3 separate regions of the Homo sapiens genome follow, and regions 2 and 3 are each linked to region 1. A link is a contact called in ENCODE Hi-C or POLR2A ChIA-PET data. All regions are on one chromosome and are shown on one strand. The core of a region is the stretch at or near the end of the contact, and the rest is flanking DNA. Distances in the headings are between cores, read along the strand shown.

Region 1 (4,156 bases), core at 890-3,389:
CATCCATTCCCAAGTCCCCTAAGGAACCCTCCCCAGAGGTGGGGGGCTGCTCCACTGCTGCCAGGCTTAGAAAATCCTTCTTCCTCTCTCCTCTTCTGCATTCTAAAGCACACCTTTGCTCATCCATCTCACCCTCCATCCACTCAAGCCCTCAGTTACCCACCTATGGGTACCTGATTTCTCTTCATCACACAGTGCAACTCTATTATCTCTCATTTTTATATACTGAAGTACGGAGCCATAAAATATTGACAATTCTAAACGGAATTTAACCCTACTTTATTTATGTCAGGTACTAAAATAACAGCCTAACCCTCATTTGATGGTTTAACAACTCCCTGTACTCTGCATGATCCAAGACTGGATATTTGAAACAGGTATAGTTATGCTACTCATTTTAATATAATGTCTCCAACGACAACATTTTAAAAACATATGGTACAGACATCACAAATATTTCCAAAATGATCTATTCCAAAAAAGCATTAAGGGAAGTAAGTTCTTGAAAACAAACCAAGAAAGACAGTACAAAAATTGGAGGTTTCACTTTCCAATAAGACACTTTAAATGTAGTACTGTTTTGTTACATGACAATTTCAAATCAAGTCATCTCAAAATCGTACTGACAGCCTTGGAACTACCACTGGTTATAACACTATTAATAAATAGAATTACATGAAATTATGCTTTTAATTCTATCAAATCTCCTGACTACTCAGTTTCTTGGACCGCCCCTGGGGAAATCTCTCACTTCCTATCACGGAAGTGACTGCCCTTTATTTTAAAGAACGGGGTTCTCCTAGTTTGGACATCTTTTAAGGGGTTTTCCATAGAAACAACTGCTACCCACATCCAACTGAGAAATCTCAATGTCAAGTCCTCTAAGCATGACTTAATTAAAAAAATTTCCCCTGCAGTTTCCATTTCAGATCCACGGCTGTTTTCCTCCTTGACCCTGGAGCGTTCCTGTACTTACTTCACTCCTGTCCCTCACCGAAAACAGCGGTACTGGAGGAATCAACCCCATGCCCGCCAGTCACCGGGTTGTTTGAGGTCATGGATAAATACAGCTGAAGCTCCTCTGCCCCGTACGTACGGCTAGCACGAGAAACTTACTGTAGTTTTAGTTTTAACATTCTCCATAGGTGACTTTAAACTTCATTTCTTGAAAATGGGTTCAAAATAAGAAAACTGCCCTGGTTGCGCAGGGATCACACCCGCAGCAGACGGCGCGCGCTGGCCTTGGCGGGCCGGGCGAGAGCGGCCTTAGGCGTTCACTCCCCTGCCTGCCTGCGCTCCACTCGAACCCAGCTTTTTCTTGGGCGAGTATGCTAAGGGCCGAAGTTTCCGTGGAGAGCCGCCCCCACAGGCCCCGGGGGCTGCCAGGACCTCTGAGGCAGGGCCGGGGGCCAAGGGCAGGTCTGCCCGGAGGCGGCACGAAAACCTCTGCCAGGCTTTGGGATTGGGATGCAGGGCGCTCCAAGGAGACCCCCGCCCCTAGTTTCACCGAGAGGCCCATCCCCGAAAGACTCCCAGGCTCGATGAGACTCGAAGCCCACGGGGCGAAGGGCACCTGCCCGGGCGCCAGGAGGCCCGGCCCAGGGTCGCCGTGGCGCCCTTACCCACGGTGGACTTGCAGGCCTCGCAGAAGGTGTCGTCGGTGAAGCGCTCCATCAGGCTGGTCTTGCCCACGCCGCGGGAGCCGATAATGATGACCTGCAACTTGAAGTCGGCCGGCCTGGGGGGCTGCTTCCTCCGGCGGCCCTGGCCGCCCGACAGCGCCGGGGAGCCCGCGCCCAGACCGCCGCCGCCCCCGGCCCGCCTCTGCAGCGCGGCGCCCGGATCCATACACGCATGCGGCTCCCGCTCGGCCCGCCGCCCGCCGCCGCCCGCCCCCCGGCTGCGCGCCCCGGGCCCCGGCGCCCCCTCGGCCTCCGCCGCGCGCGGGGGGTCGGCCCCGGGCTCGGCTTCCGCCCGCTGGAGCGGCCCCGGCGGCCCGTGGGCTCCGCGCTGCAACTGCGCCGCCGGCCGGCTCTCTGCGCCCGGGTCCCCTCCTCCTCCTCCTCCGCCGCTGCCGCCGCCGCCGCCGGGAGAGGAGGAAGGGAAGCAGCTACTCCGCAGTAGCGGCAGCAGCATCCCGGACGAGGAGGGGCAGGAAGCGCAGGCGCGGGCGGGGCGGCTGGCCGCGAGGGGCCGGAGGCGGGCGGGTGGGCGCCCCCTGCCGGCGGGAGGACCGCGCGCCCGGGCCTCGGTTGGGTACTGCGCGCGGAGCTTTCCCGCAACCCGCGCCGCTCTTTCCCTGCCTCTGCTCGCCTGCCCGCCCCCGCTTCCCTCCCTCTTCCGCCGGCTCTTTCATCTTTTCTTCCTCTTATCTCTTCCCTTTTCCCCCTTTTCACTCCTCCCTACTCGGCTTTCACTCTGACCCGCATTTATAGTTAACACAAGAAACTTAGTGTGGTTTTAGTCTTAAAATTCTCCGTAGGCAATTTTGAACTTCAGCATTCCGGTGCATCATGAAAATGGGTTCAAAATAAGAAAAAGAACCCTGGTTGACAGTGAAAACACTCCCATGCGCACAGTCCCCAAACACCATGCACATGTTTTCGCCCCCGCGCGCTCGGTGTAGCTGGAACGCTGGAAAGGCCCCGACCTGAGGCCGCGCCGCCGGGCCGCCTGCGCTGCGTTCGCGTCTACACCAGCGCTCTCTCACAAACACCAGCGGGTGCAAGCCCCCGCACCCTCTACCGGGCCGTGGCACTGCTCGGTCTCTCTCCGTCACGTCTGTCTCCCATTTTGCACGGAAACGCGCGAAATCAGTTATTTTTAACTCTGATCGCTGTCTCACTCAGAGTTCAGAAGTTTTTATGCTGTTTAATTTTTAAATTAAGTAAATGGCATACTCCTTTGGGGGAATAAGCGAGTTAAAACTCAAACAGTGCGAGAAGATTGAAACTTTAGGAATTATGGACTCGGGTCGTATGTTTTGCCATTTCTGTTTGGAAGGATTTAAGGATACAGAAAATCACTGCTGATTCCTTGCCAGAGATTTGTTTAGCAAATTCCTCAGCTTGAACTTGAGCATCTCAGAACACAGGGTTCTGAATATGATAGGGGCTGGCAACATTTGCCGAATGATCACGTTACCCACAAAATTTCAGCTGTGCTGTATTTAGAACTAGGTTTAGTAATGCACAGTACACGCATATGTTACACAGCAAACCTGATTTGTAAAAATCTAGCGTTGCCCACAGTGTAGATTGGAAGTTTACATCTATGAGAGCATTCTTAACTGTGCAGTCACTGTAGGGATCTTTATAATATGAATTCTGAGAATATGTAAAATATGATCCCTCTATATTATTTGAAACACAGATCCATCACTTACCATCACGGAATTTACTTTCTTTCTTTCCTTCTTTCTTTCTTTTTCTTTCATTTTGTTTTGTTTTGATTTTGAGACAGCCTTGCTCTGTTGCGCAGGCTGGAGTGCAGTGGTGCGATCACAGCTCACGGCAGCCTGGAACTCCTGGGCCCAAGTGATTTTCCTTGCTTAGCCTCCTGAGCCGCTGAGACCACAGGCACGTGCCACCACGCCTGGCTAATTTAAAAATTTTTTGTACAGTTGGGGTTTTGGTTTGTTAACCAGGCTAGTCAACAGTGTGAGACCCTGAACTGGCCTCAAGTGATCCTCCCACCTCAGCCTTCCAAAGTGCTGTGATTACAGGCATGAGCCACTGTGCTCCGCCGCAGAACATTTCTTAGCTGTGGGTTTCTCTTCTGTTCTATGAGAATGAGAGTAGTGGCCCCTCCTTTCCTCTAGCATTGTTAGGAAAAAAGCAACTAACAATCTCTGCAGTCTGCTGCAACCATAAGGCACTATATAAATGTAAGGGATTAAAGAAACTGATTTATGCATGGCTTTTCAGGAATACTGTGATTTTACAAAGCAAGACGCATCTGCAAAGGTAATCTCAAGATTTTTAATTTGGTCCATTCTGATTAATAGCACCGCCTGTCTTAATAGGCAGATGCATGTGGCATGGCTTGTGGGGCTGAAGACCTTCTTGCCCAAAATAAAATATCTTCCCCATAAGGTAGATCTGTAGTTTCTGCCACTAGAATAATTAATGAACTAAATGACAGAGGTTGGGCAGTG
Region 2 (4,156 bases), core at 437-2,936, 1.4 Mb after region 1:
TTCATTGCACACTAGCTGGGTATTTTGTGTTTCTCAAATATATCTTACAGAGTACTGAAAATAATTCTTTTGTGGAATGAGAAAATCAAGACCATTTGGATACTTCAGTAGTAGATAATAATGCCATAATTTAGTATTTAGAATCTTCATAGTGGCTTAATTTAGCAGCTTTAATTTTTTTAGACCACTTCCTGAATTCATCTTCTCTTTTTCACCATTTGTACCAGAACCTCAGGGACTCCATCTAGACAGGGGACTCCCCCTAGCATATGAGAAATACACTCCAGTCCAGCCTCTGGGCCTCCGTCTCCCCAGTAATCTCAGGTGTCAATACCTGAATGTGCGTTCCAGTAGCTGAGCCCACATTCCTTTAATCTTCCTCTGTTTTTAATGAATGGCCCTCAAAATGCATATTCAGTATATGCTTTGAGCCATATGAAATACACTTTCAAAATGCAATATTCATTGCCAAAAGAAAAAGGTTGAGTTTAATGCATCTGTACAAATAGTGACAGCATTCCCTCTTTTATCTCTTTCCAGCACAAGCATGACTTTACTGTGAAATCCAGGTGCAGTCATGAAGTCGTTCTCTTTCCTTACTCCAGAAAGGCAGTCTATTAACTAAAGCCCAAGAATGGAGTGCATTTCTCTGTTAACCATTTATTAAGTCAACAAGCTAAGTAATGACTACATTTTTCTTTCTAATGTGCCTGCAGTATTATGCATTTAGCAATATTATTCCTTGAACAGATGTGTCTTTTCACAGTCGTCTTCCTTTCCTATGAACATAGGATTTCTTCATAATTGTATGCCTGTAAGCTGCAACTGTTTCGAAAGGTGCTTCTGAACACACACTGAGATCCCTCCATACTGAGAGCCAAGTGACATGAAAACCAAAACATCATCAAGAATGGGAGCAGCCAGCTCCCCACATCAAGCACCCAATTAGCTCGTATTCTTTGGCTAAGTATACTCCGCAGCCAATCCAGTCACCTCAGTGCTTTGATTTCAGAAGCTTTAGAAATACCTGGAGTTACTTGAATGTGGCAGTATTCAAAATACAACAGATAAGGAAGAAGCATTTCACAATCAGTCAGCAAACTATAGGATTTGACAGCGAAGACACTGAAGGTTATATCAAATTGTTTCCGCGTTCACATTTTGAATAACTAAGCACATTAACCAGTTTTGTGCTCAGCACTTCCCTTTATCAATAAAAAGGAGTATTCACAAAGAATCAATATCTAAAGCACATCGGGCAACTACTACACTTTTATGATTTCCTCAATGCTGAGTGTTAACAAAGAAAACCTTGCTACTATACTTTTGAAAGACACCAATGGAAGCTGACAACCAAATTGATATCATTTTTTTTCTTATAAAAAGTATAATGAGCTCTTGGGTCACCTTCAAAATATGGTCACATTCTTTCCCTGGAGTAGAGTTACTGTGGGATCAAGTGACTGAAAAGGCTAGGAGAGGAAATAAAATGATTGCTCAGCAGGACAAGTGCGGTGCTGCTGTCCTCGCCTGCGTCTCTGCCCACAGCAAGGTCATGGAAATTCAGCGTGAGCCCAAGTGGTTCTTCAGCAGCAGACACTCATGGGCATGATCCTGGCACTTGCTAGTGTTTGTCTGACAGCTGCGTGTGCTTCAGCCAAGGCTGCAGTAAGTGACCTACCAGGTTCTGCGGAGGAAGCCTGGCCCTACCATTCCCCATTGAGTCAGGAGGTCAAGTGAGAATTCCACTGATGTCTTTAAATAGTCTTGCCTGCAACAAGCTAACATGGGGGAGAATTCTGGAGTGTGCCTGGATGTGCCTGGCAGGGATAGGCAGGTCTCCAGTTGCTGCTAGAGGGGGAATTTGGAGGAGACTTCCTTAGCTGCCTCCAAATGATACCGGTAAGGTCTGTGTGCAATGGTTCAACAGAAGACCTCATGCACAAATGTGCTAATGGAACTATGGTATCTGGTGATAATAGCAGAAATTGGCTTCCTTCTTTTACGGGTGGGAAAATTGAATTGGGGTCTGTTGGGAAAAAATCACTTGCTCTATGAATAAGCTATACGGACCCCCTTTGAACAGCTTTTAGAAAAAGCAAGTATTTTTCACAGTAAAATTGCCTAAGCTCAGAACCTGAGAATGAGCTAGCCACTGCCTCAACACTCCGCTGCTCTTTCCAAATCAGGCGAGTGCAGAGGTGGGGAGGAATTAGGGTTTGATGGCTGCAGGGAATGAAGGGGTTGACTGATTTATCCCAGCTGTGCTATTTGCTTACTGTTCTCTGGTTACTGAGACTTTGGAGCTCAGTCTAGTCTACGCCCTATAGTGTGTTATTCTTGCCTCAGCCCATTGTTTGTATCCTTCTTGAGCAGGGATCACATCTTGCTGCACGTTGTAGAAACCACGTGGGTCTCTCTCCTTCTCCAACCTGGGAGCTCTGTGGTAGGAGGAGCAGGTGTTGTTCTTCTCAGGTTTCCCGCCCAGTGTCCGGACCGGAAAAGGTGCTAATAAATATAAGTTAAATTGAATTAAACTAGGAATACTGAGAAGTTATACAAGTGTTGGCAGCAACCCCAAATGCTAAGTCTTGGTATCATTTGCTATAATTTTGCAGACAAATGTGCCAAGAGATCAGAACAATTGGCTCTTTGTAGACCTGAAGGTACTTGATTTTCTTCAGTGTCATCTTTTCATTCTGATTCTGTAGCTCTAAACCAATATTAATGCCATGTGGCTCTTGGCTGCTGCCAGAGCAGTGAGGTCCAGTGACCTTTGGTGCAGGAACTCTGTCACTGCTTGCCCTGGTGTCTGTATTTCACTAACAGCTGTGTGCTCTTAAAATAAAAAAACAAGCTTCGTGTTTTTATAGAGACTTTTTTCCAAGGAGCTTTTAAATGTCACTAAACTCATTTTTTTTTTAACGTTAACATGGGAAAGTCAATATTACCCTCCTCCAAATTGTAAAAGGGTGATTACTTTTTTGCATGACTTGTCTATGTCTTTCCCCTCTTTTCTGCCTTTTGGTCATTGTTGGCCAAATTATCCCATTTAGTAGTTTATCTCTGAGAGGGCAGATGTAGTCATGGAGAAGTGAAATTAAAATGGGATCATTTGATGATTGCCTAGTGTCTAGCAAAGAAGTTCAAGGACATGACAATGAGTGGGACAGGACTGGGAAGGAAGGTTGAAATACACATTATATCAGTTCATATTTAATATCTGAAAGCCATCCTTCTACCCATTTACTCACCACCAGACATAAGCATGAGTGGCTTGGTTATTCCTCTGTAGCCGCATGAAAGAAAAATTTCCTATGATTGTCCCCCAGAACTCAAGGCGAAAACTCTGCCTCTTTTGGTCACTGGGGACAGAGCCCACTGTGGTTTGCCTTTTGGTCCCAAGTAATGTTTCACAGAGGCTGATGGAGGAACGTGTCTTGCCGTTGCCACCTGGCCACAGGTTGCTGATTCAAGGGCAGAAACTATCTGAAACCAGGTTTCAGCACCTCATACTGTACTTGGCACACAGTACTTAGCAAATATTTGCCTTTTGAATTACATTGAATTCAGACCTGTTAGGTGTCCACTCTCCCAAGGGCTGAATCTCACTGCTCCTCAGAAGAATCAGAACTGTTAGTTCTCTTTGGGGAAAACCAACCCCCTGTTTCAATTTATGTTTAGGATGAGATGAACATGATATTCCAGAGGTTATTAAGAACATACAGAGTTAAAAACAATCACCTCCTTAACGTGGATGTTCAACAGCGACTTAGCAAATATTAACAAAGGTATTGTCAGACACTAAGGATGAGAGTAGAAAGCTGAGACGAGAGAAGTACCCCGGTTGACAGAGTCCAGATGAGCTGCCTCCCATCCAGGCCTCCGGGACCCAGGTCAGGTGTGTTTTTTGTCCTTCAGGTAGCCGAAGAGCATCTCCAGGCCCCCCTCCACCAGCTCCGGCAGAGGCTTGGATAAAGGGTTGTGGGAAATGTGGAGCCCTTTGTCCATGGGATTCCAGGCGATCCTCACCAGTCTACACAGCAGGTGGAGTTCGCTCGGGAGGGTCTGGATGTCATTGTTGTTGAGGTTCAGCAGCTCCAGGCTGGTGACCAGGCAAAGCGACCTCGGGAAGGAGTGGATGTTGTTGCCCTCT
Region 3 (4,156 bases), core at 1,190-3,689, 1.1 Mb before region 1:
ATTACAAGCATGCGCCGCTACCGCCCAGCTAACTTTTTTTTGTATTTTTAATAGAGACGGGGTTTGACCATGTTGGCCAGGCTGGTCTTGAACTCCTGACCTCAAATGATCCCCCCGCCTCAGCCTCCCAAAGTGCTGGGATGACAGGTGTGAGCCAACGCGACCGGCCACGATTGATGTTTCAAAGCCTCCGTCTGCCCAGAAACCTCTTCTTTCTCTGCTTTGGCATGGTTCTTCCAACTCCAAGTTCAAATTCCTACACACAGAACTGGCAAAGGTAAGGCACTGTCTGCAGGAAGCCACTCAAAGAGTGTGTATCTTTCTTGGAGATAAAAGAAGTAAAGAGATTTCCTCCAGCTTCCTCCTCTCCCAGGTTTGCTAATTGGCACCCTGAACTCATAGATTAGCAGGAAATGGTAACATGTATCTTAAGAGATCATCTGGTGTAGTCCTCTGCCTAAAGGGGGAACATGTTATTATGCCCATTTCATAGATGAGGCCACTGAGTTGCTTTGCTAAAACGACACAGCTCTTTGGTGGGAAAGAACGAGAGCCTAGGTTTCCTGCCTCTTGACACAGGGTTCTTGCCACCTGATCAGTGTCCTGGTAGGAGGACATAGAGACCTGTCCCTAAACACCGAAACTGAAAATAAGGGGTCCTGTGACACGGCAGGGCTTGGACCACCTCAGTAAAAGTCAAGAGAAAAGAGTTGCAGAAAAAAAGGCAAAAATATGTCCTATTTCACCTTTCCCAAGGCCAGTCCTGACAAACACGGCACATCAAGGCTGCCTCTTCATTCCTTGGAACACGACATTCCTTCTAAGTCTCTGAAGGCCTTTCCTGAGGCTGAAATGGCCCCTCAAGAGGGAAGCATGGGATTCCTGGAATTTATGTCTGGAAATATTAGAGGGCCTGGGGAACAGGAAAACCCACTCCTGCCACACAAAAAGGTCAACAGAGAAAGACCAGACTAGATCCTGGCTGTGGCTGAGCAAGTCGGGGGAGGTGGGGATCTGTGCGGATCTGTGCCAGGGGCTAGCAGGGAGGGCAGGGCCTTCCCAGATCCTCTGGAATTCTAAGCCAACCGGACAATCGAGTTAGCGTAAGGGATGGTTTTGGAAGAGGCCGGTGATGGGAGCCGATGATGGGAGCCTGCCGGAGGTTCCACAAGAGCCTAGAGGAAGCCTAGAGACGCTGGCACAATTCAGTCCTCACCGAAATCATTTCCTCTTTCTACAGTTCTTGTACCCCCATCTTGACAGATCAGTTCGCACAAGAATGCGACCCTTTCGCTGCCCTTTTTTAGGAAATGGTTTTCATGAGACCAGCTTTGCCAATGACACGGGCGGGTACACCAGATGCTAATGGCTGCTGAAAACGCCCTTAGAACCGGCTCTTCTTTTAGAAGAAGGAATTCTGGAATGCGGAGTGGGCCCCCGAAAGGAAGCGACCCTACGTTTATCTGAATTCCCAGGGGCGGTTCGCCAGCGGCTCCCTGCGTCCTCGCCGGGTCCCCTGTCTGCAGTCCCCGGGCCGCACGGATTGACTGCTTTTTTGTTTCTGGCTGCTTTAAGGCTTCTTCGGGCGGAGAAAACCCCACTTTAGGGGAGTGATGGTGGGGAGGACTTTCCCAGGCAGCTTCTTTCACCCGCAGCAGGGAAGTTTGCAGGGCGCGCTCCGCACAGGTCACTGCCTCACCTTCCACCCCGGCCGCGCCCTCGGCTTTCACCCCCTTGGCTGGGTTCGCTTTTGGTTTTATTTTTCTGTTTTACGTGAGTAAATCAATTGCCCCCAGGAGGCAAAAGAGCACTCAGCGACTTGGCTGAGCAACTTAAACTTTCTGCCGGAAGGAAACTATCAAAAGCGGAGGAGAAAGCCCTCGGGGCCCCAGACTCGCCGCCACTGCCCCGTCCCCGCTGGGGGTCCCCGCGAGGTCGCCGCGGATCCGGGGACTCGCGGGCCGGGAGGAAAGAGCGGAGTAAGCCCGGGGCAGGCTCGGACCCGGACCCCGGCAGGGTGAGAGCGGGGGCGGACCAGAGGGGCGCACGGACGGCGGGGAGGCGGAGAACAGGCGGGGTGCGGAGAGCGAGGGGCGCGGAGAGCGAGGGGCGCACGGACTAGGGGAGCCAGGGGGACCCGGGGAACCAGGGGGCGCGCGGACGAGGGGGACGGGGGCTACGAGAGGGGTGCGGAGAGCGAGGGGATCACGGGGACTGAGCGCGCAGGGAATAGGGGAGCGAAGGGGCGCGAGAGCGCGGGCCGGGGTCCGCCGGCGGGTGGCGGCCAGGACTCACCCCGAGAAGGCACACTTTGAGCTCCCGTATCGCCATCATGTGCTCGCAGCCAGGCAGTGCCGGGGCTCAGCAGCATCCTCCGGGGCCGCCGCGCCCGCGCCCCGCCGGCGTCTCTCGCCTCTGCCCCTCGCTCGCGCCGCCCGCGGGCGGAACCGCCGCCGCTGCTATTTCTGGGCCGCCGGCCCCGCCGCGGTGGGTCACGTGGCCGCCGGCCGGCTCCTCCCGGGCGCGTCGGGTCCAGCCTCGCCGGCCCCCAGCTCCCAGGAACGCCCCCGGACGGCGTCAGCCACCCGGGACCTGCGGCGTCGCCGGCGGATTGCCTCCGCCCTCGGACCAGCCCCGCGCGGGTCGGCCTCCCCCAGCGCCCTCCGGCATCCGCCCCTCCCGGCCCCGCCTGGCCGCAGGGCCCGGGTGGGTAGGAAGGACTGGACCGGCCCTGTGGAGACCTGGCCCCACTACCAGCGGGTCCCTGAAGATGCCATTCTCATCTGGAAAGCGAATGCTCTCGGCCGAGGCCGTTTGCGTGGCAGCGCGTGGAGGTCTGCGGGGGTCCCATCCTCAAGCGACATTCTGGGTCCCACGCAGAAAAAGTCAGGCCACTGAAGGGGCCGCTGTGAGGACAGGGGTGAGGAGAAGGGGGCTAACTTTTCGGCCTGCCTTTCTCGACGTTCCTAATACCCGAGCTTCCGTTTAACATATGTGTGGCTCTTCAGCTCAGCCAAGTTCATTTTTCTGTATGCAGCTGAAAATGATTCTAGAAGCAAAACTCGCTGTCCGTGTCTGAAACGGGAAACTTGCTTTCTGGAGCAAAAGTCTTTTTCTCAGTAGAGCAAATCCTGCAACTCGTGTGGGCAGAAACCCAGTCCTCAGAGGTACAGGTAGAAACGTGGAGATCCCAGCAGACCCCTGCATCGTTCCTAACTGGGAAATGAGCAGAGTCTGTGGCCGCACACAGTCGGGGAGGCTTGGGTAACTGTGTTCTCTTCTCCATGTATGGCCTAGAGCACCTCATCCACTCGGATGACTTCATTCGTTGCTGCTACAGAAATGTCAGCCTTTTCAATGTAATCTATCTGAACAATTCACTGGCATTTCAGATGGGAAATGTTTTTTTAAAAACTGATTTTTTGAAACTTCATCTCCTATCCCAAACTCTCAGGCCTCTCTCTTAACCTTCCAATTTTAATCAATGGCATTTCCATTCTCCTAGCAGACCACCCACCGTGATCATCTGGCTTTGTTCTTACGGAAGCCAGGTTGAAGCTACCCAGTACCCAAGTAGCCCCATCCAATGGGAAATTCCAAATCAAGGCCTCCAAAGAGATAAGTCCTGGAATACAGGAGTCAAAATGGGCCCCGAAACAGACAATTCACAATTAAATTCCCCAGAAGAGCAGGAAGTTTGCCCTCGAGGTGCAGGCTTGTAGAGATTACTCAAATGGACTAAACTGTACAAAAGGCAGCCATGGACAAGTTACAGGTCCATTGTATCAGTATCCGTCCTTGACTCTGTATCCAAAGCAGAGTCTTCTATGTGGGCAGGGTAAAAAGAGGCTTCCCCAGAATCAAACAGTCCTGATCACAATATCTCCCTGCCCTCAGATTTGCTAATCAGAAAACCACCCCTACACAGTTGCAAAGACACCTCCCCCAAGGCCTTCGCCAGCCCTGAGGGCACCTCCACAGTGAAACATGTCCTTTTGGCTTTCCAGCTTGATTCCCAAAAGCCAGTCAAACCAGGGTGGAAGCCTCCACTGTGTTCTACATCCCGTGCAGTGAGTGGAGCTTTGTGAAGTTGCCTTAGATTGCTAAGGGCAGAACTGTGCCCAGACAGAAATAGGCAAACCGAATTTCTCTTGTG

The links. A loop is a pair of places that touch in the nucleus more often than their neighbours do. ChIA-PET counts read pairs that join two places held with the same protein, here RNA polymerase II (POLR2A). Pooled maps may share reads with other maps.
Region 2: a pooled map of psoas muscle shows a loop between it and region 1 (5-fold over the local background). The contact joins the enhancer-like site here to the promoter of RAB12 in region 1. A Hi-C loop is called at or near these places in 1 of 168 maps with a recorded cell type or tissue (gastrocnemius medialis) and 5 of 50 pooled maps. POLR2A ChIA-PET finds 5 or more read pairs at or near these places in 2 of 52 experiments (H1 and MCF 10A).
Region 3: a pooled map shows a loop between it and region 1 (6-fold over the local background). The contact joins the promoter of RAB31 here to the promoter of RAB12 in region 1. A Hi-C loop is called at or near these places in 9 of 37 single-sample maps with no recorded cell type and 6 of 50 pooled maps.

The regions. Positions count from the first base shown.
Region 1 is chr18:8,607,420-8,611,575 of GRCh38, reverse strand. It overlaps RAB12 (RAB12, member RAS oncogene family), which reads right to left and starts at 2,139. Exons shown (of 6, transcript NM_001025300.3): 1 at 1,623-2,139. The coding sequence starts at 2,136. RefSeq lists an enhancer at 852-901 and silencers at 1,352-1,651, 2,082-2,311.
Region 2 is chr18:7,231,786-7,235,941 of GRCh38, reverse strand. It overlaps LRRC30 (leucine rich repeat containing 30), which reads right to left. Exons shown (of 1, transcript NM_001105581.3): 1 at 3,898-4,156. The coding sequence ends at 3,898. Among named protein-coding and RNA genes, the nearest start is that of LRRC30, 2.8 kb to the right of the region's middle. Within about 2 kb of position 1,686, at least 6 of the 41 ENCODE cell types and tissues checked have a DNase peak (open chromatin) inside an H3K27ac peak, as active enhancers do; they include gastrocnemius medialis, where a contact is called at or near this core.
Region 3 is chr18:9,706,584-9,710,739 of GRCh38, reverse strand. It overlaps RAB31 (RAB31, member RAS oncogene family), which reads right to left and starts at 2,439. Exons shown (of 7, transcript NM_006868.4): 1 at 2,296-2,439. The coding sequence starts at 2,334. It overlaps LOC124904244 (a long non-coding RNA gene), which reads left to right and starts at 2,768. Exons shown (of 2, transcript XR_007066281.1): 1 at 2,768-4,156. LOC105371981 (a long non-coding RNA gene) reads right to left here and starts at 2,068. Exons shown (of 2, transcript XR_935131.2): 1 at 747-2,068. RefSeq lists silencers at 1,845-2,074, 2,175-2,744.